2 separate regions of the Homo sapiens genome follow, and region 2 is linked to region 1. Evidence: read pairs that join two places in POLR2A ChIA-PET (ENCODE). Cell type or tissue: MCF 10A. All regions are shown on one strand. Links, peaks and the distances in the headings refer to the core of each region. The heading gives the core; the rest is flanking DNA. Region 1 overlaps MAST2 (microtubule associated serine/threonine kinase 2). Region 2 overlaps MAST2 (microtubule associated serine/threonine kinase 2).

Region 1 (15,540 bases), core at 3,912-8,911:
AGAGCTAAACAATGGGTACGTGTGGTCATAAAGATGGAAACAATAGACACTGGGGACTCCAAAAGGGGAGAGGAGGTATGGCAAGCATAGAAAAACTACCTATTGAGTATTATGTTCACTATTTGGCTGATGGGTTCACTAGAAGCCGAAACCCCAGCATTACACAATATATCCATGTAACAATCCTGCACATGTACCCCTGAATCTAAAAAAAAAAAAAAAAAAAAGAAAAGAAAGGAAAAATATTTTTGGCCAATTCTAATTTCTATTGCTTCAGCAGAGCAAATCTCCTCCAAATAAAATTTAATTAAAAAAAATTGATCAAGAGCTGTTTGGTTCATGGATGGCAATTCCAAGGTAAATGAAAACCATCATCCTGCTTTGGAAGACTACTCCTCTGATCAAAGAAGGTAAAAACAGATCTGCTTGGTGGGCTGAATTGCATTATATTTTTCTAACAGTGACTGATGGAAGAATTGAACAATGGTAGAAGCCCCTGTGTTTGAGTCTTTACTGACCTCATGCAATGTAACCAATGGCTTGGCTATATACTCAGGTGAGAGGACAATGGAAATCTGGCCTGTTAAAAGAATGCCCATATGGAGCATGGCCCTAAGGAGATTTGAGGGATGCATTAAGGTGACAGGGATGGATAAGTAGACATCCCATGTGCTCCCTTGAGGTGGCCAACTCAGTCCCTGAAAAAAAGTGAGTATGGGGGCAATGCAGCAGTGCAGAGGTGAGCTGAATCTAGACATGATCCTTTTGCACCCTTTCAGGTACAAAATGCCAGAAAGAACTGTTCTGTTTCTCAGCAACAGAGACAGAGATTGCTGATGGCTATGGCGCAGATTCTCTGGTAGGAAGGCCCTGAACATGGCTGGCAAATGAGACTGATGCCGGTAGCCCTGGGAGCTACAAAGGGGTCTTGACAGGAATAGACACTGACTCTGGAGTGGGCTTTGCTTATCCCATGGAAGATAAAAATTCTCAGAGTAAAAACAAAAACAACAACAACAAAAAAAACAGAACGGAAGATATTGCATGGATTTGGATGGCCCACCATCATTCTTCAGACCAAGGAACACACTATACAGCCCATAATGTCCAACAATGGACAGAGTGAGATATCCTCCTTAGAGTAATAGTTTGATAGAGAAGTAGAATGGGCAATTGAAACATTGGTTGTCTAAAACAGGGGGAGATAAAAAGCATGAAGGGCTGGCTTACAGGCGATCATAAGGACGTATGTGCTCATACTTAACGTGGGACTTTTTCTCTGTTTTTCTGGTTGATCTGAGGAAGAGGGGATGGGGAGGATGCTAGTATGACTACACAATTCTTACCAGGGGAGGAGCGCACTTGTATAACTACTATAATTTTTTCTTTTTCTTTTCTTTTTTTGGTTTCGTTTGTTTGTTTTTGAGAGACAGAGTCTCACTCTGTCGCCCAGGCTGGAGTACAGCGGAGCCATCTCGGCTCCCTGCAACCTCCACCTCCCAGGTTCAAGCGATTCTCCCACCTCAGCTTGCCAAGTAGCTGGGACTACAGGCATGCACCACCATGCCCAGCTAATTTTTCTGTATTTTTAGTAGAGACGGAGTTTCACTATATGTTGGCCAGGCTGGTCTCGAACTCCTGACCTCAGGTGATCTGCCTGCCTTGGCCTCCCAAAGTGCTGGGATTACAAGTATGAGCCACTGTGCCTGGCTCTATTTGTTTTTTTAAGACAGGGTCTTGCTCTGTTGCCCAGGCTGGAGTGCAGCGGCGTGATTATGGCTCACCGCAACCTCCGCTTCCAGGGCTCAAGAGATCCTCCCACCTCAGCCTCTCGAGTAGCTGGGACCACAGGCAAGTGCCACCACACCCAGCTAATTTTTTGTATTTTTGGTAGAGACAGGTTTTGCCATGTTGCCCAGGCTGGTCTCAAACTCCTGAGCTCAAGCAATCCTCCTGCCTTGGCCTCCCAAAGTGCTGGGATTACAGGCATGACCACTTCGCCTAGCCTATAGTTTTTTCTTTCCTCCCCAAATCACCTTTAAAAAATTTATTTTTTCTCTCCTACCTGATGCAGTGGTCCTAGGACCAGGGTTGCAACTACAAGTGCTGAAACATCAGAGATGATTTCTAAGAAAAAACTGTAACTATGTTTTTAAACCTAATGGCAAAATTCCTAAGAACATTACTGGGGTGAGTAGTGCTTTCACCCCATTTAGCAAAAGTGGGACTAACAGTGAATGCAACTATATTGCCTGATGGTAAAAATAGCTCACTAGTTCTGCTCCTATATAACTTTACCCTATCTGAATGGGAGTGGACTGAGGAAGACCTACTCCTAGACTTGTATTGCTGCCTGCAATCTGGAACAGCACAAGAAGATTCTAATGTCCCTTTCAGAGGTGAAAAAATTTGGGTATAAACGGAAAGAAGGAGAAACCATAGCTGAAAGTAAAGAAGTGAATAAATGAGTTAGGGTTACTAACTGAGGAAAATTCAATGTTATGTTAACAGCCCAAAAGAGTCTAAGAACAAAAGATGATACTATCTCAAGCTCAATTATTCCAGATGCATGAAAGTATGAAGCTGTGTGTTTACCAAGGCCAATCCTGCTTTTGGAACTTGACAAGATTTAGGAAACTTGCAAACCGGAATGGCCTCATCCTGGGAGACATTCATACAATATGATGTACTGGACTAATGATTAATGACTGCATATACAAATATTGTTTGATATAAAAGATCTGTGGTCACAAACTAGGGGGTGACCTGTGGTGTTATGATATACATACTGGTTTTAATCTACGGTTTCTGGCTTACAACTCCCATAGCCCTAGTTACAGTCTTTTGTTAGAATGTTGGCTGCGTTAGGCCTCAGGGGCAGGCCTCTGACCTTCTCCAGCTCTCCTTTCACTTTAATGTTCCCCAACCTTTCTGACTGTGGGTCTTAAGGCTCTCCCATGAGAGAGTTCCACCCTACACCTGGGGCAAGAAATATTGACTTCATGAAGCTTCCATAAAAACCCAAGAGGACAGGGTTCAGTGAGCTTCAGGATGGCTGCACACATGGAAGTTATTGAAGTGACACGGCTGGGGAGGGCACAGAAGCTCCCTGCCCCTTCCCTAGTAACTCACCCTATGAATCTCTTCATCTCTATCCTTTGCAATATCCTATAAACCGGTAAATATTAAAATAAAAATCTAAGAGGCTAAGTACAGTGGCTCACACCTGTAATCCCAGCACTTTGGGAGACCAAGGAGGGCGGATCACTTGAGGTCAGGAGTTCGAGACTAGCCTGGCCAATATGGTGAAACCCCCATCTCTACTAAAAACACAAAAATTAGCCAGGTGTGGTGGCACCCATGTCTGTAGTCCCAGCTACTCGGGAGGCTGAGGCATGAGAATTCCTTGAACCAGGGAGGCAGAGGTTGCAGTGCCACTGCACTCCAACCTGGGCAACAGAGCAAGACTCGGTCTCAAAAAAAAAAAAAAAATCTAAGAAATATAGTCATTCAAGAAAGTCTGTTTCATTTGGCATTGTTATTAAAAGAATACAATTTACAAGAAATTATTGATTACAAATAACAATTTTGGTAAAAATAAAGCCAAAGAAAAGTGTAAATATTTTAATAATTTATGAATTTGCCTTTACTTTATTGCTCATTTAAATAGATGAACACATAGACATGTGCAGTGTTAATTCAACTGTCATTTTTGACATTTTGCCATTTTCAATTGTATAAAAATTGATAATGGAATTGGTTGTAATATTTGCCTGTTTCTCTCTTTGATGATATGCTGTTTTTCTTTCATCTTTGAATGTTTTCATTTTATATCTGGATGAAAGCCATGATTTTTTGTTTTTACTTTTTTTAAAAAAACTGTCTGTTAAACAGTTTTGGAAGTCTTCCACCAAATGTCCAAAGAATTAACCTGTGAGTCACATCAGAGAAGTACACCTCACGTGGACCATCCATGTACATCAGTGCTTGGTTCCCACAGGTAAATCTGAAGTGGTAATCTGAAGTTGGCTCCCAGATGAACAAAGAAGTTTACGGAATCTCCACATTTCTAATTTCAATTTTTCTTTACATAACTGGGTTTTGTTTTGTATTTATTTATAGCTAAGTTATTCCCATTTGTGGCAGCAGAGTGGGACACTGATTTTATGGGCTGACCAATCCCGGGTATGTACCCAAGAGAAATGAAAACATATGCCCATAAAAAAAAAACTTATACATGAATGATTATAGCAGCTTTATTCATAATATCCAAAAACTAGAAACAACCCAAATATCCATCAAATAGTGGTATAGTCACAAAAGGAAACACTGAAACATAAAGGAAGCCAATTACAAAAAAGCAGGTCATTTGTCATTTTCATTTATATGAAATTCTACCACAGGCAAAGCTAATCTGTAGTGCCAAACAATAGATCAGTGGTTGCCTGAGGCCAAGATGTGGAAGATGGGATTGACTGCAAAACTACAGAAGGAATATTTGGGGGTAAGAAAAATGTTCTATCTATTAATTGTGGTTGTAGTTACATGGGTATATATATTTGCCAAAATTCATAAAATGAAGGACCCCAAATTGTTTCTGTGGGATATAACCATCAATAATTACAGTATTGAAAATGGAAACTGAGACATTAAAAAACACTTACTGATTCATTTGATGATAACACTAAAAATGCACTGCATCTTAATAACATCTTAGTACTCATTATCAAATTAATTGTGACCTTGAGAACCCCTAAAACTTGTACTCAAGTAAAGCATAAGTCTGTTCCAGAGTATGAAGACTAATGAAGGGCACAACTCGGAATGTGAATTTTGGCTGTCATGGTTTATAATACCTGAGTCTGAAAAGCTAAAACTGGTTAAAATTTTAGCAAATAATTTATTCAGTTTTGGTGAGTCCATGTCCTTGGTTTACTGTTTACTGCCATCCATTACCTACAATATTAAAGTATATTCTTTTGCTATGTAATACGCCTAGTTAGCAAATATTTTGTGTCTTGCTAGAAAAATTTTCTGTGCTTTATGCTGACTTATCAGGTCCTTAATCAAGCAAGCATAGGGCTCCTCATAAAAAAAACTACAGTTATTTAAAATTGTGTTACTTTCTATGTTTGTTTATAAATGTTTTACCGTCACTTCGGTTAAATAAGTAACCAGGTATTATTTCTCAAGCACCAACAATCCTATCTTAAGTGTTTCCACTAACGATTATTTGAAGATTTGTCTTTCCCAAATCAGATCCTACGTGTAGAAAATAATAAAATAAAACTTTCAGTGTAATTTTTTTTTTTTTTTAATTTGAGACAGGGTCTCACTGTCACCCAGGCTAGAGTGCAGTGGCATGATCTCAGTTCACTGCAACCTCCACCTCCCAGGCTCAAGCAATCCTTCCACCTCAGCCTCCCAAGTAGCTGGGACCACAGGTGTGCGCTACCACGTCCAGCTAACTTTTACATATTTTTGTAGAAATAGGGTTTCAACATGTTGCCTAGGCTGGTCTCAAACTCCTGAGCTCAAGCAATCCTCCCACCTTGGCCTCACAAAGTGCTGGGGTCAGTGTATTTTTAATACCAAAAACTATCTCTGAGATATCCCAAAACATCCTTGGCAAAATCACAAAGACGTGTTTTCTCCTTTTTAGAGAAATGTTAGAAATAATTAGGTTTAATATTTTGTTATTAATGAATTTCATGAGAAAAGTTATCTACCAGAAGACATGTTCAGTGTTCCCTAGGTTAAAGTTGTATGGGTAAAATGCTATTACTATAAATATTCTAGTTATTGTATGATTAATAGAAAACTCCTAGAGATTTGTCAATGTCCTCATTATCCATAACGTTTCTGAGTCCTGACAGAACTCTGCCAGATTTTAGGAAACAAAAGTTTAGTGTTTTCAGTCTTTTTTTTTTTTTTTAAAATATCCTACAGGAAGAAGTGTTTTCAGTCTTAATTTCAGTTATTATCTAAAATACTGGCCAGGTGCGGTGGCTCACATCTGCAATCCCAACGTTTTGGGAGGCTGAGGCAGAAGGATCACTTGAGCCCAGGAGTTAGAGACCAGCCTAGGGAACATTACAAGACCCTATCTCTACCCCGCCCCCTGCAAAAAATTAAAATAAAATAAAAAATAAATTAAATGAAATAAATAAGCTGGGCATGGTGATGCATGCTTACAGTCCCAGCTACCTGAGAAGCTGAAACAGGAGGATCGCTTGAGCCCAGGAGGTTGAGGCTGCCGTGAGCTATGACAGAGCCACTGCACTCCAGCCTGGGCAACAGAGCAAGACCTTGTCTAAAATAAATAAATAAATAAATAATAAAAACTGAAAATGTTTACTTGGTAACAACCTTACTTTTAACATTTCAATCCAGCACCTTCTAGGTCAGTGGAGTTTTATAAAAATATAGATGTATAGGACTGGAGTTTTATAAAAATATAGATGTATAGGACTTATTCCAGACCCATTGAATCTCTTTACTTGATGTCCTTAGTATATTCTTGGTATGTTTTTGGTGTCTGTATAATACCACAAGAATATTATAAGTTATACATAAAGATTTTTCCCTCTCTAAAAATTATGTTTATCTATGTTTTCTAAATCAGATGTAACCTTCACTGTCTTATTTGCAATAATCTCTTACAGTTTGCTATAAGTTTTTGGACTGGCCTTATTACTCTCATTTTACATGTGACAAAAACAACTTAATTTCCTTGTTAGTTGCATTATTCTTATGATATGAGACTCTGTCACATGCAGAGAGATTCTGTTTTGTGCTGAGGCCTGTCTGAAGGCTCTACAATCAGCTAGAAGCCAGAGTCTGTGTCTTCAACAAAGAAGGGTTGTCTCAGAGCTCCACGGAAAAGGACTGCGGCAGGTATTTTAAAACTACTGACACATCAAAGAATAGACAGGCTTCCAATAGCATTGCTTGGACAACTGGACAACTTCCAGATCATTCCAGTGGAATGAGTCAGAATTTCCAGAACTTTTTTTAGTTAAGAAGCCGACTACTAACGTAAGATCCAGTGAAATGAGAATTAGGTACACAGAACGGTATGAACTATAAGAAATGATTATAGTAATTTGTTTGAAATATTATTTTAATGTCCATTTTCTAATATGCAAGGGAGCCAGTTGTATTCCTTGTTAGGCTATCTATAACTCTTAACAATTGAGTAGACTTTGCTCTTGTAAAATGAAACATTCCTAAATCACATCTGATTCTCACTGACCCTCCCCTAACCCAGAACTAAGAACGTCTTACTGAGTCTCCTTACAGTTCAAGGCAATATGGTTATTTGAATAGGGCTAAACAAGAATCTGTTCTCCTTTTGACCAGAATATAATTGTAAAAAATGGTTGTCCAACAAAGAGCTTGCCTGAAAGGTCACATTTGAGAATCATGCTTATTTGATCAGGTATAACAAACCACTTTTAAGGAACTATGGTTGACTTTATGGAGCCAATACTTACAAAACCTTCCTGGGAAAACTGGCCTGGTATCTGGCTTTACAGGGTCCAGACTTACAGATGGTAAGGAAGGCCACTTCCTGGAAGGCCCAGGACCCTTAGGAATTCACCCAAATTTATAGTTATTACAAGTGAAATGTGGTATTTCTTAGGCTTGCCTTCCTAGCCTCAAAATACAAATAATAGAGGCCTTTAAAAGTCCAATCTGAGATTCTTTATAAAAATTTACAGCAAAGTAAATTTAAGAAGGCTTTATGATAAATTAATATTCTGGCCACACTATGCAAATAATCAGGCCAAACCCAATGAGACCACCCTTGTTTTGTGAACAAAAACGTTTCAAATTATTTTAGATGAAAAGGTAGGAGATTATAAAAAAAAAAATTGGAAAAAGTTAAAAAAGAAAAAAAGGTTACTAGATATTTCCAATAAAAAACTATGCATATTGTTTAGAGAATACTCTTCTAGTTTGTCTTTTATTGTCTTTGAGCTACTTTACAACTCTGTAAGTTATAGGTAGGTAACTGACGTTATGTGAAATAATTTCTTTTTTTTGTTTTGTTTTGAAACGGTCTCTCTCTGTCACCCAGGGTGGAGTACAGTGGCACAATCACGGCTCACTGCAGGCTCAACCTTCCCACTTCAGCCCCCTAAGTAGCTAGGACTACAGGCAGTCACCACCACACCTGGCTAATTTTTTTAAAAAAACTTTTGCAGAGACAGGGTCTCACTACATTGCCCAGGCTGGGCTCAAACTCCTGGGCTCAAGTGATCTTCCTGCCTCAGCCTCCCAAAGTGCTGGGATTACAGGTGTGAGCTAGTACATCCAGTGCACAAAATAATGTTTGTCTATAGACATGCTGATCAATTCTGTACAGTGAAGGTGCAACTGACTTCCCTTCTCTCCATGGAAAAACTCAATTTTATAATAAATAATACATTTATTTCAACACTACACATACACATACCACATATCACTTTGTGGTTCTTTTACTTCTTTGAACTGGCTAATATATCTGCCAGATTTCCTTACTAACAATGAGTTAAATATTTAACATGTGCTTATTTTTTAAAAATCAATAGCTTTACACATATTTCAAAATTTGTTATTATGCAACTATATTTCTAGAGGTAGGAGGACAAAGCATTTATTTTATTTTACAATTTGGTAGCTCTATTTTAAATGATTAAACGTGTATACCTCTATTTGTATTCTTGTGCCAGACCATACCAATGTTTGGAACAAGTTCAAATGATTGCCAATTTGTGTTAAACTCTATAGTAGGCTCTGGGATCAGCATATTGTACCGCACAACATGGTCCTGACCTCACGGAGCTTACCATCTGCTATGGACTAAACTGTGTCTCCCCAAAATTCATGTTAAAGCTTTTACCCCCAATCTGACTATATTTCCATATAGGTTCTTTAGGAAGTAATTAAGGTTAAATGAGGTCATAGGGGTGGCTCTAATCCTATAGGACTGTTGGGCTTGAAAATGAAGGAAAAAATAAGGAAGGAGGGAGAAGGAAGAAGAAAAAGAAGAAGAGACAGATCTATGCCCCTATCCTCAGGCTGGTGTACCACATAAAGGCCATGTGAGCACACAGCAAGAAGGCCACTCTCTGCAAGCCAGGAAGAGAGGTTTACCAGAAACTTAGCATGTTGTCACCTTCTTGGACTACTAGTTTGCATAACTGTAAGAAAATAAATTTTTGTTATTTAAGCATGTGGTATTTTGTTACAGCAGCCTGAGCTAATACTTACATACTACACAACGGGAAAAGGCAGACAAATAGTTCTTTATTTACAACTGATGTAAGAGCTATGAAGAAAAAGTAGAGGCTTTATTGAAAGTATGTTCTGGGAAACCCAACTTAGTCTACAGACAGCAAGGTTTGGGTGAGGTCAGGAACGCCTTTCATAAGGAAGTGAGGTGTAAGCTGGGACTTGAAAGGTGTGTAGGAACTAGATTGGTATAGATGGAAAAAGAACATTCCAGCTGGGCACGGGGGCTCATGCCTGTAATCCCAGCACTTTTGGGAGGCCGAGGCAGGCGGATCACGAGGTCAAAAGATTGAGACCATCATGGCCAACATGGTGAAACCCTAAAAATATAAAAATTAGCTCAGCGTGGTGGAGCGCACCTGTAGTCCCAGCTACTTGGGAGGCTGAGGCAGGAGAATTGCTTAATCACCTGAGGTTGGGAGTTCGAGACCAGCCTGACCAATGTGGTGAAACCCTGGCTCTACTAAAAATAAAAAAAAAAAATTAGCTGGGTGTCATGGCGTGCACCTGTAGTCCCAGCTACTCAGGAGGCTGAGACAAGAGAATTGCTTGAACCCAGGAGGTGGAGGTTGCAGTGAGCCAAGATTGCGTCACTGTACTCCAGCCTGGCAACAGAGTGAGATTCTGCCTCAAAAAAACAAAACAAAACGAAACAAAACAAAAATTCCAGGCACAGAGAACACATTGTGTAAAACATGGAGAAAAATATAGCAACCACACTGTATAGATAGTCAGGTGTGATCCTAAGAGTAAGAAAAAATTCACCAAAGGCCAGGTGCAGAGGCTCACACCTGTAATCTCAGCACCTCGGAAGGCCGAGGAAGGCAGGTAGTTTTAGCCCAGGAGTTTGAGACCAGCCAGGGCAACATGGCAAAACCCCACCTCTACAAGAAGTACAAAAATTAGCTGGGTGTGGCGGCGTGCACCTGTGGTCCCAGCTACTTGGGAGACTGAGGTGCGAGTACCACCTGAGCCCAGGAAGGCTGGGGCTGCACTGAGCCGTGATCGCACCACTGTACTCCAACCTGGGTGACAAAGTGAGATTCTGTTTCAAAAAAAAAAAAATTTCACCAAAAAAGTTTAAATTAATATCTAATAATGAAATCCGCATTTTAAAAAGCTTTTCCTGGCTATTGTATGATAGTTAGGTAGACTGAGGGTGAGCAATGCCAGATAAAGAAAGGCCAGTTAGGAGGTTATGGCAGTAGCAGAGGCAAGAGATTACAATGGCTGTGACTATCTGGACAAACCAGTGGTAGTATAAAGAAAGAGAGAACACCAGCCGGGCACAGTGGCTCAGGCCTGTAATCCCAGCACTTGGGAGGCCGAGGCGGATGGATGATGAGGTCAGATTGAGACCATCCTGGCTAACGTGGTGAAACCCCGTCTCTACTAAAAATACAAAAAATTAGCCAGGCGTGGTGCACACATCTGTAGTACCAGCTACTGGGGAGGCTGAGGCGGAAGAATCACTTGAACCTGGGAGGCGGAGGTTGCAGTGAGGCGAGATTGTGCCATTGCACTCCAGCCTGGGCGAGAGAGCAAGACTCCATCTCAAAAAAAAAAAAAAAAAAAAAAAAAAAAAAAAAAAAGAGGCCGCGCGCGGTGGCTCACGCCTGTAATCCCAGCACTTTGGGAGGCCGAGGTGGGTGGATCACAAGTTCAGCAGATCGAGACCATACTGGCTAACAGAGTGATACCCGGTCTCTACTAAAAACACAAAAAATTAGCCGGGCGTGGTGGTGGGGGCCTGTAGTCCCAGCTACTCAGGAGGCTGAGGTGGGAGAATGGTGTGAACCCGGGAGGCGGAGCTTGCAGTGAGCCCAGATGGCGCCACTGTACTCCAGCTTGGACCACAGAGCGAGACTCAGTCTCAAAAAAATAAAATAAAATAAAAATAAAGACAGAACACCAAGAGATATTTGAGAGGTATAACAGAAAAGACTTGTGAGTGTAAGGAAGAGCATGGCAACAAAAATAACTAAATTTTCTATCTTGAGGAAGCAGTACCATTTAATAAGCTAGAGTATAAGAGAGGACCTGATTTTTGAGAAAGACAATGACTCAGATTCATAAATGCTGCAGTTCAGATGTCTCTGAAATATTCAGTCACATTATGGTGAATGGACAGTTATGAGATCTAGCGATATAAATGTGGGGATAATGAGCATGACAACTATTCTCAACATACAGTAACAAAAACAGGTTCTCAAGGATTTTCAGATCCCACCTACACAGGTAAAGCTCGCCAACAACTACATCCATTTTTTAACAACAAACTGGTTCCCTGTAGGGATATGAGTGATGACTATGGCTACTTCCCTCCCAACCTCTGCTACGTCCTGCCTTCCCATTGGACACTTAGAGAATCTATATGAAATTACTTCCCACCAACTTTTAAAAGACAGGGTCTTAAATGTAACACAAAGCTATCACTCTGGGCTTTAGAGTCTTGAAAGATTGCAAAATTTCCTGATTTTCAAAGCCCCACAGAAAACCTAAAGCCCTATATCAGACGCCACTGATACCTCAACAAAGGGTTTATTATGTGTATGCAGCAGGTGGTATCTCTTTTTAGCACATTTTCCAGAAGCATTGATCCAGGCATCAAGTTGCATCAGAATGGGAAAGTACATGACACTGTCAGTTTCATAGGAACAAAGTTTGACACATCACATCCCTGGGGCCCAGGAACTCCTCCCTGCCCACTATGCAGTGCCTATCACTGCAGACACCAGACATTAACTTTCATCCAATATCTGGTATCTAAGTCCACTGCCCAAATGAATAAGCTGACAAAATAAAAGGTTAACTATCCCCAAGGGCTCTAAAGACTACAAGCCAGCAATGCCAATAATATCAACACACACATATACACATACCCCATGATGAATGCAACCAACAGCTACCTCTCCACTCCTACAGTCTGTTATCTCAATTGACTGCTCATAGCCTCTAAGAAATAAAGCAAGACATTTCATGAAATATGAGGAAAATTATCTTAAGCCTAATGGGTATTAGAAAAGCTTTACTTTCAGGGTAACTGGAGACATAAGCATTATTTACATTAAGCTCCCAAATGCAGGGTCTAGGTACTGGTGCTGAAATTCACAAACAAAATAAACAGTCGCCAGGCATTGTGGTTCATGCCTGTAATCTAAGCACTTTGGGAAGCCAAGGTAGGCAGATAGCTTGAGCTCAGGAGTTCCAGACCAGCCTGAGTAACATAGTGAAACCCCATCTCTACAAAAAATACAAAAATTAGCCAGATGTGGTGGCAGGTGCCTGTGGTGCCAGCTACTCAGGAGGCTGTGATGGGAAGATCTCCTGAGGCCAGGGAGGACCAGGCTGCAGTGAGCTGAGACTGCGCCACTGCACTCCAGCCTAGGCTAAAGAATGAGACCCTGTCACAAAAACAAACAAAATAACAACAACAGCAAAAGAAACAATCCTATTTGAAAGGAATCATCAAAAAGAGGCCCCCACTATAGCATTGGGCAAGAAAAGCCATTCAGAGCTGCTTCAATTATGAAAAAGTAAAATATAAAACCCTTCTAGCCTGGGTAAACAGATACAAGTAACTTTAGAACTTCAAAATCTTCTTTTCACAGATATTGTACTTTGAACAAAGTTATCAACTCCCTTAGGTCTGATATTCTAAACTACATTTTTAATGCATTAAAAAAATACCCAGATGGGTTTAAATATGAAATAGCTTTCTAAAAATGAAAATGATTTAGTTTCAGGAAGCTACATCTAAAATAAATGGTATGAGCCAGGCCAAAAGAACTTTCATAACCACCTTGCCCCAATAAAGCCCTTATCGTGGCAGGCATAGATGATGTTTGCATTTTGCGTATTAGAATGTAACAGCTCTCTTCCCTAATCTGACCAATGTCACTATAAATGTGTGTGTGTGTGTGTGTGTGTGTGTGTGTGTGTACTTATAGATACATATATAAATATGTATACAATATATAAATATATATGTATACTTATATAAGTATATAAATATATATAATATATACATATATATTTATCGATCTATCTCTATCTCAGTATCACTCATTCCAGACTCCTGTTCTCTGCTCAAATGTTGCCTTAATGAGAAAATTCCTGGACAATACAAAATTTTTTGATTTTTAAAATTTTTCTGTAGAGACAGGGTCTCACTATGTTGCCCAGGCTGTTCTCAAACTCCTGAACTCAAGCGATCCTCCTGCCTTAGTCTCTCAAAGTGCTCGGATTACAGGTGTGAACCACCACACCCAGCCTAGACAATTCAATTTAAAATTTAAAATTTAAACCCTCACCCCCACAGAAACACACATCCTCCTCTCTGATATCTGGCTTTATTTTTCTTCATAGCAGTAAGTACCATATGGCATATCATACATGTTTTTGTCTCTCTTAAGTAGAATGGAAACTCCATGAGCACAGGGACCTTGTCTGCTTTATTCACTACTGTATCTCCAGTATCTAGAATAGTGCCTACACCTAACTGGAACTAAAATAATATAGTATGATGGATGCATGGATGGAAAGATTTGAGCAAATGACAAAGTGAATGGAGGCAAAAAGACAAAAATATAGTAACTGATTTTACCAAAAAACATCTAGTAAGTAATAGTGCCGTGACTGAAACCCACATCTGCCTGACTTGCAAACCCAAGCTGTTAATTTTTATGCTATACTTCCACTTACCAATTTGGAGACTTTGGAGGAATTACTTGTTGAGTGGAAGAATGTGTATTTTGTATAATGCCAAGTTGTCACATAAGTCTAGAAACTCATATTTGAGTTCCTGTCCATTTTAATGCAACTAACATATTACGTGAAAAGCACAGCAATTGAAAGCCTCAAAAATTAATTAACAAAAACGCTCTCTCAAAGGACAAGAACACCAAACTAGAGGCAAATTCTAAATTTCTCTATGTCCATGAAGGATATATCAGAGGAAACGGGCCTTTATAACCTGGAATGAGCACACCATAGGATTCGCTCTTGGGAGAACCATTCTAAGAAAGGCAAACAGGGACACAAATATGATGCCCCCTCCTTCTGACCAAGACTTAAATGACAATTATAGAAACTTTAAAAATTTTCCAGATCAGGCTATGAGGACGAGAAACAGTGGAGCAAATGGTAAGTCACTCATTTTATTAACATCAGTTTTTCCACACAACAAATTTTGTAGTAATTAAACTTATTCAAATATTTGTTTTGTGGTTCTTACCTGTTTTCTTTACTACAAATGCTAAGCAGTACTTTGCCTCCTACTGCACACTCCCTACAAAGACTTGCCCAGCTCTGTGTACAAGAGGTACCATGGAACTTTAACTGTTTGGGGAGATGACTAAGCATAGAGATCAGGTAGCCAATCCCTTCATTTTACAAGTATGGCAATTCAGGTCCAGAAGTGGGAGCTCCTGTTTTAAAGCCACACATAATTTGTTAGTGGCAAAGCCTATATTAGTACCCATGTTTCCTTGCTTCCTTCCAGAACAAAACTTTTTCGACTCCTCTAATGTTAAAGATAAGAAAGGATATTGTTTATATTAAAGAACTGAAGAACTTCTGGCTTACTTAAGTGTAAGCTCTTCAAAAGAGAAGAATTTATCTAATTGAATCTTAACAGCCTCAGAACTTAGATCACTCTACCCAGCACAGAGTAGGCTTTTTTATTTATTTATTTATTTATTTTTTGACGGCGCATCACTCTGTCGCCCAGGCTGGAGTGCAGTGGCATGATCTCAGCTCACTGCAACCTCCGTCTCCTGGATTCAAGCAATTCTCCTGTCTCAGCCCCCTGAGTAACTGGGACTACAGGCGCACGCCATGACGCCCGGCTAATTTTTATTTTTATTTTTAGTAGAGACAGGGTTTTACCATATTGGTCAGGCTGGTCTCGAACTACTGACCTCAGGTGATCCACCTACCTCAGCCTCCCAAAGTGCTGGGACTATAGGTGTGAGCCACCGCACCTGACCCAGAGTAGATATTACTGTGTATTTACTGAGTGATCAATTGTTTAAATGTGAGTTACTTTATCAAAAAAGAGGAGGGAAAATCTATTTCTGATCCTTATTAATTAAACGTTTTTAAGGCAGTTAGAGTAGGCCTAACTTTAGATATCACTAAAATGACCAAAAAATTATTCTGGTATAAAATAAAAATAAGAATACTCCTCCTTCTCCTTCTTCCCAGCAACTCCATTCATTGAGGACACACATTTCTGCAAGAAGCTACCTGTCTCAGGCC
Region 2 (15,540 bases), core at 4,003-9,002, 86 kb before region 1:
AACTCCATTTAGATAAAATTCTACAAAATCCAAAGTAATCTATGAGTGACAAAAAGCACATCAGTGGTTGCCTGCAAGTAATTACAAAAGGACCTAGGGAAACTTTAGGAGATGACAGATGTATTCACAATTTTGATCGTGATGATGGCTGCACAGATGTGTATACATAGGTCGAAAGCTGGCTGGGTGCGGTGGCTCACGCCTGTAATCCCAGCACTTTGGGAAGCCAAGGCGGATGGATCACCTGAGGTCAGGAGTTCAAGACTAGCCTGCCCAACATGGTGAAACCTGGTCTCTACTAAAAAAAAAAAACACACACACACACAAAAATTAGCAGGATGTAGTGGCAGGAGCCTGTAATCCCAGCTTCTCAGGAGGTTGAGGTTGAGGTTTCATTCAAATGAATGAAAATCATTTGAACCCGGGAGGTGGAGGTTGCAATGAGCTGAGATCACGCCACTGCACTTCAGCCTGGGCAACAAGAGTGAAACTCCGTCTCAAAAAAAGAGAAATTTATCTAATTTTATACTTTGAATACTGTATATCAATTTTATCACAGTAACATTTGTTTAAAAATAAATATAAATAAGTAAAACAAATATATTAAATACCTTACATATTCATGGTACAAAATTTTTTACCTTTTCATTTAGAATGCAATGTGATTGAAGATAGCTCATATTTATGTACTCATTTACTCATTTTTATGGATTTTTTTTCTGAGACAGGGTCTTGCTCTGCCACCCAGGCTGGAGTACAGTGGCTCAATCACAGCTCATTGCAGTCTTGAACTCCTGGGCTCAAGCAATCCTCCCGCGTTGGCCTCCCAAAGTGTTGGGATTATAGGTGGGAGCCACTGTGCCTGATCAGATGGCTCTTATTTTTAAAAATCTTAGGTCTAAACCCTTCTGTGGTTTGGTTTTTTAATTTAGATTTTGACTTGCTTTTATTATAGATAAAAAATAGGCCAGGGGTGGTGGTTCTTGCCTGTAATCTCAGTACTTTGGGAGGATGAGGCAGGAGGATCACTTGAGGCCAAGAGTTCAAGACCAGCCTGGGCAACAACACAGTGGGACTCTGTCTCTACAAAAATTTAAAAAATTATTAGCTGGGTGTGGTGGTGTGCATCTGTGGTCGTACTTAGTTGGGAGGCTGAGGTGGAAGATCACTTGAGCCCAGGAGGTCAACGCTGCAGTGAGCCACGATTGTGTCACTGCACTGTAGCCTAGTTGAAAGAATGAGACTCTGTCTCAAAAAAAAAAAAAATTAAAAATTAAATAAAATAAAATAAACCTCACAAAGACATGTAGCTCCCAATGGAAGAAGTGCATTGTTGGCTGTATTTATTAAATCATGATACTTGTTTTTCAATTCCCTCCAAGGGATGATAAATTTTTATCTTCTGTAATGTCAGCAATTTTTCTTGGAACCTAATGAAGAGGTATTATAGTTTTATATTTTTAAACAATAGATCAAAAATTGAACCTTTCTTTTGGAAGATTAGAAACATTCTATTTCCAATGTTTTCAAATGATAGACTTACCAGCTTTTGGAGGAGGCATAACATTTTTCAACCAAAATCACATATAGATGGTAACATTTCTAAACGTCCATCTTCAAATTGCTTTTTTCATGGCACAAATTTCTTTTAAAGTGTAGCTACCTTTGCACTCAATGATAAAATATCACCTTCGCCCTAAAAAGAGTGTTTGTGCCCCTTATCCCAAATCTCCTAGGGAGTATACTACTAAAAATCACTTGTTAGCACAGAAAAAGTTGGCATATTTGGAACATATTTTGTAAAAGAAAATTGGGCCTGTAATCCTAACACTGTGGGAGGACTTCTGGAGTTCAGGAGTTTAAGACCAGCCTAAGCAAAATAGTGAGACTCCATCTCTACAAAAACTAAAAAAAATTAGCTGAGGGTGGTGGTGCACACCTGTAGTCCCAGCTATTTGGGAGGCTGAGGTGGGAGGACTGCTTGAGCCCTGGAAGGTAGAGGCTGCAGTGAGCTGCGATCATGTCACTGCACTCCAGCCTGGGTAACAGAGTAAGATCTTGTCTCAGACAAAAAAAAAAAAAAAAGTGTCTTACTCTAAAATTTAGAATGGACAGAATAGAGAGGGAAAAGGAGTTAGGGGGTATCTTCGATAAGCCAAATGAAAAGTGATGAGGGCTTCCATAAGGCCATGATAATGAAATCAGAATGTGCTTAGTTTACAACACCTTCTAAGTCAAAGACTTTTTCTGAGTCTTATATTGAATTCTTGGTGACACCTACCAGAATGAAAGGCATCATATGATAAGTCTTTGCTCTTATATAAATAAGGTAAATACTGTACTTATTAAGTAATCAATTTTTAAGGTTCATTTATTTATTAGGATTTTTAGAGCTGATTCACAATTCAACATTCTACATTACCAAATATGGCCAACGTTGGAGAAAAGAAATGGTTTCCAAGTTATGGAGTTGTTGCCAGGGTAATAGCAAAAAACAGACCACTATATATGTGATGGAAATCTTTGGCAAAAGGCATCTGTAATGCAAGGGGAAGTAATGATGAATTCCCACCAACTGCAAGCAACAATATAATAAACAAGCATTCTTTCCAACTGGCCAGGCTCTGCAGACTTTTCAGAAGATGCTATTCTGACACTACCTCAAGTTGGGTATACTGCAATTAAACTCTGATGCCATCCATATAGAGTTAGCATAGACCCCACAGTTTAAGAGCAAAGTCCTCAACAAGACTGCCGCACTTCCAACACCAGTCATAAGTCTTTGTGGGGATGGCAGGGGGAGGGGCCAAGACCACCAGCATATCTGGCTGACTAGCTGCAAGTTCAGGGAGTACTCACAGCCCTCCCACATTCAATAATTTACTAGAACAACTAATAGAATTCAGAGAAGCACTATACTTATTATTACAGTTTTATTATAAAGGATACACAAAGGCAGGGTGAGGTGTGGGAGGGGAAGTAGAGATCCTGTGCCCTCTCCTTGTGGAATCCGGGAGTGTCACCCTCCTGTGTTCACCAACCAGGAAGCTCTACTGAGCTTAAGGTTGTCCAGAGTTTTAATTTTCATTACATAGTCATGATTGATTAAATGATTGGCTAAATGACTGAACTCAATCTCCCGGCCTCTATCTCAACCTTCTAATAATGTGGTTTGTCTTTCTTGTGATCAGTCCCCAACCTGAAACTATCCAGGGGCCCACTACGAGTCACCTCACTGGTATAACAAGACAATCCTATGTTTCAGGAAATTCCAAGGTTTTCAGAGGCTCTGTGCCTACATCTGGACCAAAGATCACAGAAATTCTTTATTCTACCACAGATGCTAAGGCCTAAAAATGTGTGCTACTTTTATTGGGTTTTCTCTATTTCTCCAATATACATTTACCTTAAAAGGCCAAAATTACAGCCGGGCGCGGTGGCTCACGCCTCTAATCCCAGCACTTTGGGAGGCCGAGGCAGGCAGATTGCCTGAGGTCAGGAGTTTGGGACCAGTCTGGCAAACATGGTGAAACTCCGTCTCTACTAAAAATACAAAAAAATTAGCTGGGCGTGGTGGTGTGCACCTGTAATCCCAGCTAGTCGGGAGGCTGAGGCTGAGGCAGGGGAATTGCTTGAACCAGGGAGGTAGAGGTTGCGGTGAGCTGAGATCATACCACTGCACTCCAGCCTGGGCAACAGAGCAAGACTCTTTCAAAAAAAAAAAAAAGCCAAAATTACCACCATTTTAAAGTTTGTTGACAGAATAAAATCAATAATTTTGAAACTGCCTTTGCCAAAATTATGACAGTGAGAAAAATCTGACTAGGAATATTATGACAATGAAAGAAATCTGACCTAACCAACTCCATCTTGCTTCTAACCTCCAAGCTGCCCTTGTACATTTCTGAGCTTAGGCCAAAACTAACTTTGGTAGGAATTTAGTTTACTTTGAAACAAAGAAGGTAACAGCTCCTGCTGGGAAAATACCCTCTGAAGGATTGGGGACCAGACCACTTCGGTAAAACTGACAAATTGGCCACAAGGTTAAAAATTATGGCTCAGGAGTTATTCAGCCAGAGGCCACAAGATTCCTAACCTCACAGATTCTCCTATAGATAACATCATCCCTGACTCAACTACTCAACATTCCCCCATTCCCTAGCCCCCTGCCCACCAAACTATCCTTAAAAAACCCTAGCCTCAGCCAGGTACAGTGGCTCACACCTGTAATCCCAGCACTTTGAGAGGCCAAGGCAGGTGGATCACCTGAGGTCAGGAGTTTGAGACCAGACGGGCCAACATGGTGAAATCCCATCTCTACTAAAACTACAAATATTAGCCAGGTGTGGTGATGCACACCTGTAATTCCAGCTACTCAGGAGGCTGAGGTGGGAGAATCATTTGAACATGGGAGGCAGAGGTTGTAGTGAGCCGAGATCGCGTCACTGCACTCCAGCCTGGGCACTGGAGTGCAATTTTTGAGACTCCATCTCAAAACAAAACAAAACAAAACAAAACCATAGCCTCAGAAATGTGGGGGAGGCTGATTTCAGTAATAAAACTCCAGTCTCCTGTTTGGCCAGCTCTGCGTATATTAAACCCTTTCTCTATTGAAATTCCCCTGTTTTGATAAATTGGCTCTATCTGGACAGTGGGCAAGGAGGACCCATTGGATGGTTACAATTTGAACTGGTCTTATTTTGGGGGAAGGAAGATTAAGATGTTATAACAACATTCTGGGCCAGCATGGTAGCTCACACTTGTAATTCTAGCACTTTGGGAGGCCAAGGCAGGAGGATCACTTCAGCTCAGGAGTTTGAGGCCAGCCTGGGGAACACAGTGAGACTTTGTCTCTACAAAAAAATTAAAAAATTAGTTGGGCATAGTGGTGCGCACATGTAGTCACAGATAATCGGGAGGCTGAGGTGGGAGGACTGTTTGAGCCCAGCAGGTTGAGGCTGCAATGAGCCGTGATCATGCCACTACACTACAGCCTATGTGACAAAGCAGGACCTTGTCTCCAAAGACAAAAGCAAAAACAACAAAACATTCTGAAGAAAATATTTAAACTGATTCTTTAAAAATTCACATAAAAAATAATTTCAACTTTTATTTTAGATTCAGCGGGTACACTTTCAGGTTTATTACCTGGGTATATTGCGTGATGCTGAGGTTTGGGGTACGATTGATCTCATCAATCATGTAGTGAGCACAGAACGCAATAGCTACTTTTTCAACTCTTGCCCCCTCTAAGTAGTCTCCAATCTTTTGTTGCCTTTTTTTTTTTTTTTTTTTTTTGGAAACACAGTCTCACTCTGTTGCCCAGGCTGGAGTGCAGTGGGGCGATTTCAACCTCCATCTCCTGGGTTCAAGCGACTCTCCTGCCTCAGCCTCCTGAGTAGCTGGGATTACAGGCGTGTGCCATGACACCAGGCTAATTTTTGTATTTTTAGTAGAGATGAGTTTTCTCCAGGTTGGCGAGGCTGGTCTTGAACTCCTGACCTCAAGTGATCCACCTGCCTCGGCCTCCCAAAGTGCTGGATTACAGGCGTGAGCCATTGCACCTGGCCTGTTGCCATCTTTATGGCCATGAGTAACCCGCTGTTTAGCTCCCACATATAAGGGAGAACATGCAGTATTTTATTTTCTGTTCCTGCCTTAATTAACTTAGGACAATAGCCTCCAGCTGCATCAGTGATTTCATTCTTTTTTATAGCTACTTTTTTTTGTTTGTTTTGGTTTCAGGTAGGGTCTTATTCTGTCACCCAGGAGTGCAGTGGTGCAGGCATAGCTCATTGCAGCCTCAAAACTCCTGGGCTTAAATGATCCTCCCACCTCAGCCTCCTGAGGAGCAGGAGCTACAGGTGTAAGCCATCATAAAGTGGAAAAGCCAGATAATTTTTTAATTTTTGGAAGAGATGGGGGTCTCACTATGTTGTCCAGGCTGGTCTCAAGCAATTCCCCTACCTTGGCTTCCCCAGGTGTTGACATTACAGGTGTGAGTCACTGTGCCCAGCTAAGCTGATTGTTATTAATGACTTACATTCACGGTTCTAGCTCCAGAAAAAATGACATTATTGAGAAGAATCCTTCCTTAAGGATGGCAATAACTGGCTCAATGGGACCAAAAAAAAAAAAAAAAAACAAAAAATCTGACAGAAAATCTAGCAGCCTAGCAAGCAGGCTTTTTCCACTTTAAGAATCGATTTTAGCAGCTGGAGGAGACAGTTCAAAGGTAAGTGATGATTCATCCCAGAGAAACAAGTTATAAACAAAACTGGGAGCAGTCAGTTGACCTTGAATCAGCTGCTTCATTTATACAGTTTAACTAGTTATAAAGGAATATAATTATATAGCAAGCACCTGTGTAAACACCATCTAGGTTTAACAATGCCATCTTCCAAAATCCCTCCACATAATCCCTCCTGATCAAAACCCCTCCCTTTACCCCATCTAAAGTCAATATTATGATAATCATTTCCTTATAGCTTTACCAACTAAATATGCAACTCTAAACACTCTAGTTTTTCTCTCATACAATTTTAAAAGTGAGATATAACTTTCATGTAACATTTACCCTTAAGTGTGCAGTTTAGAGGTTTTTAGTATATTCACAAAGCTATGCAATCATAACCATTATATAATTCCAGAACATTTTTATCGCCCAAAAATGAATCTATACCTGTTAGCAGTCACTCTTCATTTCCCTCTACTCGAGTGTTAGCAGTCACTCTTCATTTCCATCTACACGAGCCCCTGGCTACTACTAATCTACTTTCTGCCTCTATGAAATTGTGTATCCTGGACATTTCATAGAAATGAGATTATATAATATGTGTCCGTTTGTGTTCTAGTTTGCTTGTTTCTGTACTTTACGTAAGAAAACACCAAGCTGTTTTGCAAAATAGTTGTATTAATTTATACACTCACCAGCAGCACTTATGGATTCCTACTGTTTCACATACTCATCTATACTTGGTTTTGTCACTCTTTAAGCCATTATTGGTCATATAATATCTTTTTGTGATTTTATTTTGCATTTTCTTTCTTTCTTTTTTGAGACAGAGTCTCGCTCTGTTGCCCAGGCTGGAGTGCAGTGCCGTGATCTTTGCTCACTGCAACCTCTGCCTCCCAGGTTGAAGTAATTCTTTTGCCTCGGCCTCCTGAGTAGCTGGGATTACAGGTGTGCGCCACCATGCCCAGCTAATTTTTTTGTATTTTTAGTACGGACAAGGTTTTGCCCTGTTGGCCAGGCTGGTCTTGAACTTCTGGCCTCAAGTGATCTGCCCACCTCGGTCTCCCAAAAGGTTGGCATTACAGGCGTGAGCCACCGCACCCAGCTTCTTTTGCATTTTCATAATTACTAATGAGAGTAAATTATCTTTTCATGCATTTATTGACCACTTGGATCTCTTTTGTGTGAACTGTCCAAGTCCCTTGGCCATTTTTCAATCATACTATCTTTTTATTTTATTGATGTACAGGTTTTTTTGTGTGGTTTTTGTTTTTGTTTTTTAAATATAAGAGATAGGGTTTCACTATGTTGCCCAGGCTGGTCTCGAACTCCTCGGCTCAAGTGATCCGCCCACCTAAGGCTCCCGCAGTGCTAGGATTATAGGAGCCACCTGTGCTGGCCCCAGGAGTTCTTTATATATTCTGAACCCAAGTCCTTTGTTACTTTTATGTGTCACATTATCTTCTCGCACCTTGTGGCTTCTCGTTTCACTCTTTTCATAGTATCTTTTGATAACCAGAACTTTTTTTTTTTTTTTTGAGACAAGAGTCTTGCTCTGTCACTCAGGCTAGAGTGTAGTGGCGCGATCTTGACTCACTGCAACCTCCGCCTCCTGGGTTCAAGCGATTCTCCTGCCTCAGCCTCCCGAGTAGCTGGGATTACAGACACATGCCACCATGCTTGGCTAATTTTTTTGTACTTTTAGTAGAGACGGGGTTTCACCGTCTTAGCCAGGATGGTCTCGATCTCTTGACCTTGTGATCCGCCCGCCTCGGCCTCCCAAAGTGCTGGGATTACAGGCGTGAGCCACTGCACCCGGCCTTTTTGTTTGTTTGTTTGTTTGTTTGTTTGAGATAGAGTTTCCCTCTTGTCGCCCAAGCTGGAATGCAATGGCGCCACCTCGGCTCATTGCAACCTCCACCTCCCGGGTTCAACCCATTCTCCTGCCTCAGCCTCCTGAGTAGCTGGGATTATAGGCGCCCGCCAGCACGCCTGGCTAATTTTTGTATTTTTAGTAGAGACCGGGTTTCACCATGTCAGCCAGGCTGGTCTCGAACTCCTGACCTCAGGTGATCCACCCGCCTTGGCCTCCCAAAGTGCTGGGAATACAGGCATGAGCCACGTGCCCGGTGAAATTCTTCATTTTAAATGTAGTCAAATTTAGGAATCTTATCCTTTATATCCTGTTTTTAAAAAATTTCCCTATTTTAAGGCCATGCAGATTTTCTTCTGTACACCTTCTAAAAGTTTTACTGTATTACCTTTCACATTTAAAATTATAATTCACCTGGAATTGATTTTCTTGTGAAGAGCCACGTTTTCCAATTTCTCTATACAAACATCCAATGGATTTTGCCTACAGCTCTATAGTGCCACTTTTGTCATAAATCAAGTGTCTGAATACGTGTAAATTTGATCCTGGGTTCGTCTTCCTCCCCCTAACTCTTCTCTTCCTATTAGTATTCCTTATCTAAGTTAAGGGTATCAACACATGGCATTAATCACTCAGGGAATCTGAAGACAATCAATCCACATGCCACTGATTTAATCTCTTACATTTTTCTCATAGTCATATATTTTCTTTATTTCAAACATTCCCCTAACATCTTGATAATGGCAATGGCCTCTTAACTGGTCTTCCAACTGCCAGCACTGCCCTCTGTTAATAACTTTTATTTTAACATTTTTATCGTACAATTCACAAATTCTTATGGCCAAAAACCGTAGCAAATTGAATAAAAAGTTAAAGCTGCTTTTTTACTTTTTTCCACAGGTAATCACCACTAGAACAATGTGATTTTAATGTTTCCAGAGTTTTCCTTGCATTCTTCTCACATGTTGTGGCCCCTGAGTAGCTGGGATTACAGGCATGTGCCACTATGCCTGGATAATTTTTGTATTTTTAATAGAGATGGGGTTTTATCATGTCGACCAGGCTGGTCTCCACCTCCTAACCTCAAGTGATCTGCCCACCTCAGCCTCCCAAAGTGTTGGGATTACAAGTGTGACTCACTGTGCCCGGACCACTTTGCCTCTTCAAGCCTTAAAGAGTATTTAGTTTTCCCCGGGTGTGGTGGCTCACACCTGTAATCCCAGCAATTTGGGAGGCTGAGGTGGGCGGATCACCTGAGGTCAGGAGTTCAAAAGCAGCCTGGCCAACATGGTGATACCCCGTCTCTACTAAAAATAAAAAAAAATTTGCTGGGTGTGGTGGTGCACACCTGCAGTCCCAGCTACTTGGGAGGCTAAGGCACAAGAATCACTTGAACCCAGGAGGTGGAGGTTGCGGTGAGCCGAAATTGCACCACTGCACTCCAGCCTGGGCAACAGAGAGAGATTCTGTTTCAAAAAAAAAAAAAAAGTATTCAGTTTTTAGATTAAAAAACCACCTTTGGCAAATCTTGCCTCCACAAGAAAATGAACATATATACAAAATTGGGAATATAATTTTAGGGGATTTATGGCACTTGTAAAACCACTCAGGGTCCATGGATCTTAGGTAAAAAAGAGTCCATGCCATGGACTCCTCATACCTCATCCCTTTAGCACTGCATATAGCCCTCCGTGACTTTCTGCCTACCCATCCATATTTGATTAGCAGTTTATAATCTAGTAACAAACGATCTGTACTTTTTTATGGTCTGTGTTTTTTTTTTTTTTTTGAGACAGAGTCTTGCTCTGTTTCACAGGCTGGAGAGCAGTGCAGTGGCGTGACCGCGGCTTACTGCAGCCGTGACTTCCTGTACTCAAGCGATCCTCCCTCCCACCTCAGCCTACTGAGCAGCTGGGACTACAAGTGTGTATTACCACACCTGGCTTTTTTTTTTTTTTTTTTTTTTTTTTGGAGAGACAGGGACTCACTATATTGCCTAGGCTAGTCTCAAACTCCTGACCTCAAGTGATCCTCCCACCTTGGCCTCCCAAAGTGTTGGAATTACAGGAGTGAGCCATCGTATCCAGGCAACTATAATGCTGTGGACTGTTAATTTCCTAATCATATAATTCTATTTCATACGGATCTTAGAATGAGCTTTCTACCTCATTCAATGAGCTACCTCCAAAAAGAACACCTTGCTTAATGACTAGCTTGGGTTACAAATCTTTACTTTTGTACTCCCAAGCACCCTGGACACACATTTAGTACAGCCCTTAACATACCCTGAACAGGTTGCAACTTGACTGTCCCCTGTGGATGCAGCTTCCTTGGCAGCTCTCTCAAATGATGGCTGTTGGATTTCACATGCCCTTTGTACCACTAGACCTAGAGGTGGGGTAGACATCCTGCTGGCTCATTTCATCTTCAGGCATTCTCCCTCTGTTCTCCATAAAAACACCCAGGTTTGAAATGATGTCATCAGACTACAACAACCATTACTCCTCCTTGCTAAAAGTCACATACAAACCTTTGGGAAATCCCCTTCACTCTTTAAGGATTTTATTCCTGTATCACTCACATTCTTTTTATCATGCCTTCTGTCAGGAGTAATTTCAGTATCTTCACACAATCTTTCCAAAATCCTAGCCTGAGAAGTTTCAGAAAGTCATATAGAAAAGCTGACTAGTCTCACTTTATGTGTATGATCACTAACTTTGGCTCTTCATACTACTGGAAATCAGACCATACTTCTTAGTGTACTCTTTCTCCCATCCTTTTAAAAGACTGTATCATACTTTATCCTCTCTCTTCAGGCTCAGCTAATCACCTCACTTTCCATTTTAGTGAGAAAAAAATATTTTTTTGAGACAGGGTCTTGCTCTTTCTCAAAATCACAATCACAGTTCCGTGCAATCACAGCTCACTGCAGCCTCGAACTCCTCAGACTCAGATGATCCTCCCACCTCAGCCTCCCAAGTAGCTGGAACTACAGGTATGCAACACCATGCCCAGCTAATTTTTGTATCATTTGTAGAGATGGGGTTTCACCATGTTGCCTAGGCTGGTCTCAAACTACTGGGCTGACATGATCTCCCGCCTTGGCCTCCTGAAGTGTGGGGATTACAGGCGTGAGCCACAGCACCTGGCCTCAACTAATCAGAGAAGAACTTCAATAAGCTATCTTTACCACATCTACCCAGCCATAATCTGCACTGTATTCCCCACATCCTCCCCTATTCCTAGAGAAGGACTGTTTGTGCTCCTAGCTAGGCTAACCTACTGCTTATTTACTAGATCCCATCCCCTCTCAACTATAGAAGGACACTGTGCCAGCCATTCTCCTTTCTCTTGCATTATCAGATCTTCTCTTGCTGTTGAATCACTTCCATCAGTGTATGTACATAGACACTGTTACTTTTTTCAAATAAGAAAACTCTCTTGATCTCTCTACCCATCTTTGCATTTCATTTCTGCTCTAACAGCAAAACTCCTTGACAAATTATTTAGTTATTATCTCCATTTTCTTTTTCCCTTTCTTTCTTGACTCACCAATTAGGTTTTGCCCCCACCATTCCATCAAAACAGCTAATCAATGTCAACACTGACATTACATTGCTACATCCCACTGGCAATACTCAGACTTCATGTCACTTGATCTGTCTATATCATTTGGCTCAGGTGATCACATGCTATTTCTGAAATACTCTTTTTATGTGGTTTCCAGGACACTATATATTCTAAGTTTTCCTCTTTCCTTTTGGGTCTCTCCTCATTCTTTTGGTCTCTGAAAACTGGAATGTCCCAGGGTTCAGTCCTTGTACCTTTAGTCCTTTCTGTCTATGTTCACTCCCTAGGTGATGACATCTAGACACACAGATTTAAGATCTTTTTATATGGTGAAAGTCCAACATTTGTATCTCTAGCCCTATTTTTTCCTTGAAATCAAGACAAACATACTGAATTATTCACACAGATGTCTGGAAGACATCTCAATATAGTTATCGAAGGTTCCCAAGGATTAAAGGTCCCAGGATCAAATGACTGTTTTTCAAAGGTGGGGTTTCTAGATGACACAAGCTATAGAAAGATTAGAGGTGGTGCTCAGAGAGCAGGAAGAAGGAAACTGAAATTATGGAGACAAGGTCTAAAGTACAGATCTAGGGCATAAGTGATTGAGGTAGGGTAGTGGAGAGGTTCACTGGAAGACAGGAGTTCAAAGAACAGAAAGTCTTAAGAACTGGAGTTATCAACTACGGGTGTATCGAAACCACCAAGAATAACACATTACAGCTCACAAACAGACTGAAAAAAAGAATAATACAGGAGTAGAACTGAAGAGAGTAATTGGAGTCAAGAGCTAAAATTTTTACAATTGCAATGTATGAAGAGTTTTACAGCTGCAATGATAGGTACTAAATGATACAAATTAATGATATGTAAGATTCTAAGTTTGGGGAGATTAGGGAGAAGACAGTGAAAATAATGAAAAAACAGAGGACATCTACCCTTACTACTAGACCCAATGCTTTGAGATTATGAGAAAAGGGTTAACACTTGAGTAGTCTGCAGATAATCAGTGTTCTAAGCTCTCCCTCTTCCCCTATGATTCCACTAGAACAGGAAGAAGAAAGAATGTTTAGAGAACAGATTACGAGACAGATCTTGCTGATAAAGAACTGGAATTCCAAAAGGTACACTGGAAGGGTTTCCAGAGTCAGGGAGGGATAAGACAGAGCAGGGAATGTTCAGAGGTTTAGATGAATTAAGCATGTAGATGATGGGGTGCGGGTAACCTGAGGGTTCCTGTGGCAATGGGCATAAACAGGAGTAAGGGATAATGAAATTAGCCCAAATAGATTCAATGCAGATAGAGGTGAGGAGTCTATACGTGTCAGGGAGTAAAGAGGGATGGATTACTGGCTGTAAGGGATGTAGCCGTCACATGACCTGCCACCCCTCTCCAAGACTACCCAATTAGTGGCCTGGGTCTAAAACTTTCCCTCATAAGGAAGCTGTGTGGCAAGCTGTCACTTGGCCACAGATTCTTCTTCCTTATTAGCAGAAACTTTTCCCCTCTTCTGGGTATGGAGTAAACTTCTTTGTATTGCTTAAGTGTGTGTGGCATGTGGCACACGGCCAGCCCCACCAGTGTATCTGCCCACCACAGGATGGAATGGGATCTTTGCCACTGGTGCACATCACAGACTCTGATCTTGTTGTATCTGTCCTTTCTGTGAGTGAAATGCTGTTCCAACCAGTGTGCTGAATGTTGAGTCCTCCTTGACAGCTTCAAACCCAAAGAAGATGCAGTGGGCCGAGGTCTGTGGACTCCTACTGACGGCTGGCATTATTACGATCTTAGTCATCTTCCATGCAGCAGGAGTCCTCACCTGGAATTGGCAGCTGGATCTTCCTGCTTGACACTAGGGCTTGAGCTTGACCTTGAATGATAGGGACTGAATGCTTTTATGGAAGGCACACTCTTAGTTCCAGAATACTCATGTAAAATCAATTAGATGATATGTAACAAACAACATTAAAATATGCATGCCTCCTGACCTATTGATCCTACTCCTAAAAATTTATACAGTTTATTCCAAGACTTATCAATTCCATGCCTCCATATATATGCCAGAAAAAGTCTGTGTACATATATACAAAAAGAATATGAAGAAGGATGTTTCTGTAGCATTGATGACTATAATAGTGGAAAAGTATAAACAATCTAAATGTCTATGCTGGTTATCAATTTAATGCCACTAAGCTTCAAATTAATCCTTCAATACCTGCTCTGAGATAAAGAAGAGAATTCCTTTAAGCATCATCTATCCTCTACAGTGAGCATGATGTTAAACTTTCTCAGTAGAGGGTATTGGAGGCACACTGCAGAAAGAACAGGCTCTTGGTGCTAATTCTAGCAACTGCATTATCAGTCAGTGGTGTGGGAACGTGGATATGTGGGTTGCTCTGCCCCAATCACACAGACACCTTTCCACAGCCTTACCTACAAAGATACTGTGTGCTCCAGGCCTGTCCCCACTGACTCTCTCTGTTTGCTTGCTCAACACCCCGACCCCCAGGATTTGTCTTTCACGTCCTTCCTGAGGACACAAAGTGCTCACAGCAGCACCTCTACTTTCTCTCTCTAGGCCTGACCACTGGCTGAGACTCACCTGTGCTCCAGAGGGCTATTCCCTGATTGCTGAGTAACTGTGGACCAGCTTTGGTCTGGGCAAACCAGAAAACATCTCTGCCATCCAGTGGGCTGCAACTACATCCAGTGGGCTGCAACTACAACAAGTCCTGAATCCAGCCTAGAGAATCCTCCTTCCAAGTTAGTTCTTCCTTGAGAACTCTCCTTCAGCTCTATGGTAGCCTATGGAAGTTAGGCTCTTATTGTCATAGTTTGTATTACTTTTATTAAAACTTTTTAAAATCGCTTGTCTGTTATCTGTCTCCTGATTGGGCCTAGACTGATGCAATATTCACCAATAAGAAAATGAATACATTGTGGTACAGTTATACAATGAAATACTCTACAAGTTATAAAAATAAATAAACTGACTTCCAGTTCTGGCCTGGCATGTAAAGAGCTTAGGAGTTGCCACTCTGTTTTAACAAGTAAAAAGCTGAACAAACTGGAGGAGAAAAAAAAAAAAAAAAACACTTCTTAGTCTGTCAGCGAAGTGACATCACAGGATGAACCACTGCCCCCAAAACTGGACAGACAGACAGCAGACACAGTGAGGTACAACTTACCAGAGCAGAAATTCTTTTTTTTTTTTTTTTTTTTTTGAGACAGAGTCTTCCTCTGTTGCCCAGGCTGGAGTGCAGTGGTGCGATCTGGGCTCACTGCAAGCTCTGCCTCCTGGGTTCAAGCCGTTCTCCCGCCTCAGCCTCCTGAGTAGCTGGGACTACAGGCAGCTGCCACCACACCCAGCTAATTTTTTTTTTGTATTTTTAGTAGAGACAGGGTTTCACCATATTAGCCAGGATGGTCTCGAACTCCTGACCTCGTGATCCGCCTGCCTTGGCCTCCCAAAGTGCTGGGATTACAAGTGTGAGCCACCGTGCCCGGCAGGAGCAGAAATTCTTAAGCAGAAACCTCCATAGCAACCAGTGCCAGGGCAGGAAGACCTGAACTGTAACTGAGGAATTGCTGGAAGCTCAGTGTGGATTATGCTGAGAGTTAAAAACTCCAGGGGGATCTAGTCATGGGGGGGCTCCCAAATTTTTGTAAGTTTTATCCAAAGGAGCCTTACTGGATCCTCACAGTGATTACTGAAGAAAATCTCATGATTCCAGCAGGAGGAGGGAAAAGGAACTGTTTTGATACGCGCCGGAGCATTCTGTTCTTAACAAGCCTGTCCTTGGGAGAAACTATTTTGTTTGCATCTAACTTGCTGGGATTTCATCAATGCCAGCTCTA

What was found. ChIA-PET counts read pairs that join two places held together with the same protein. Peaks named below come from ENCODE experiments on the same cell type or tissue, not always from the same donor. Only the 100,000 strongest peaks of a DNase experiment are listed, where the experiment ranks them.
Region 2: POLR2A ChIA-PET joins it to region 1 with 5 read pairs; 3 of 35 experiments call an interaction of 5 or more read pairs at or near these places.

The regions. Positions count from the first base shown.
Region 1 is chr1:45,883,995-45,899,534 of GRCh38, reverse strand. All of the region lies in intron 4 of MAST2 (microtubule associated serine/threonine kinase 2), which reads right to left. LOC105378694 (a long non-coding RNA gene) reads left to right here. Exons shown (of 5, transcript XR_001738038.2): 2 at 3,895-4,000. Among named protein-coding and RNA genes, the nearest start is that of MAST2, 88 kb to the right of the region's middle. In MCF 10A, for the core only: no CTCF peak of the experiment used is centred there; DNase peaks (open chromatin) are centred at 3,934 and 6,964.
Region 2 is chr1:45,970,034-45,985,573 of GRCh38, reverse strand. The region is part of intron 5 of MAST2 (microtubule associated serine/threonine kinase 2); the gene reads right to left. Among named protein-coding and RNA genes, the nearest start is that of PIK3R3, 150 kb to the left of the region's middle. RefSeq lists a silencer at 9,894-10,013. In MCF 10A, for the core only: no CTCF peak of the experiment used is centred there; no DNase peak of the experiment used is centred there.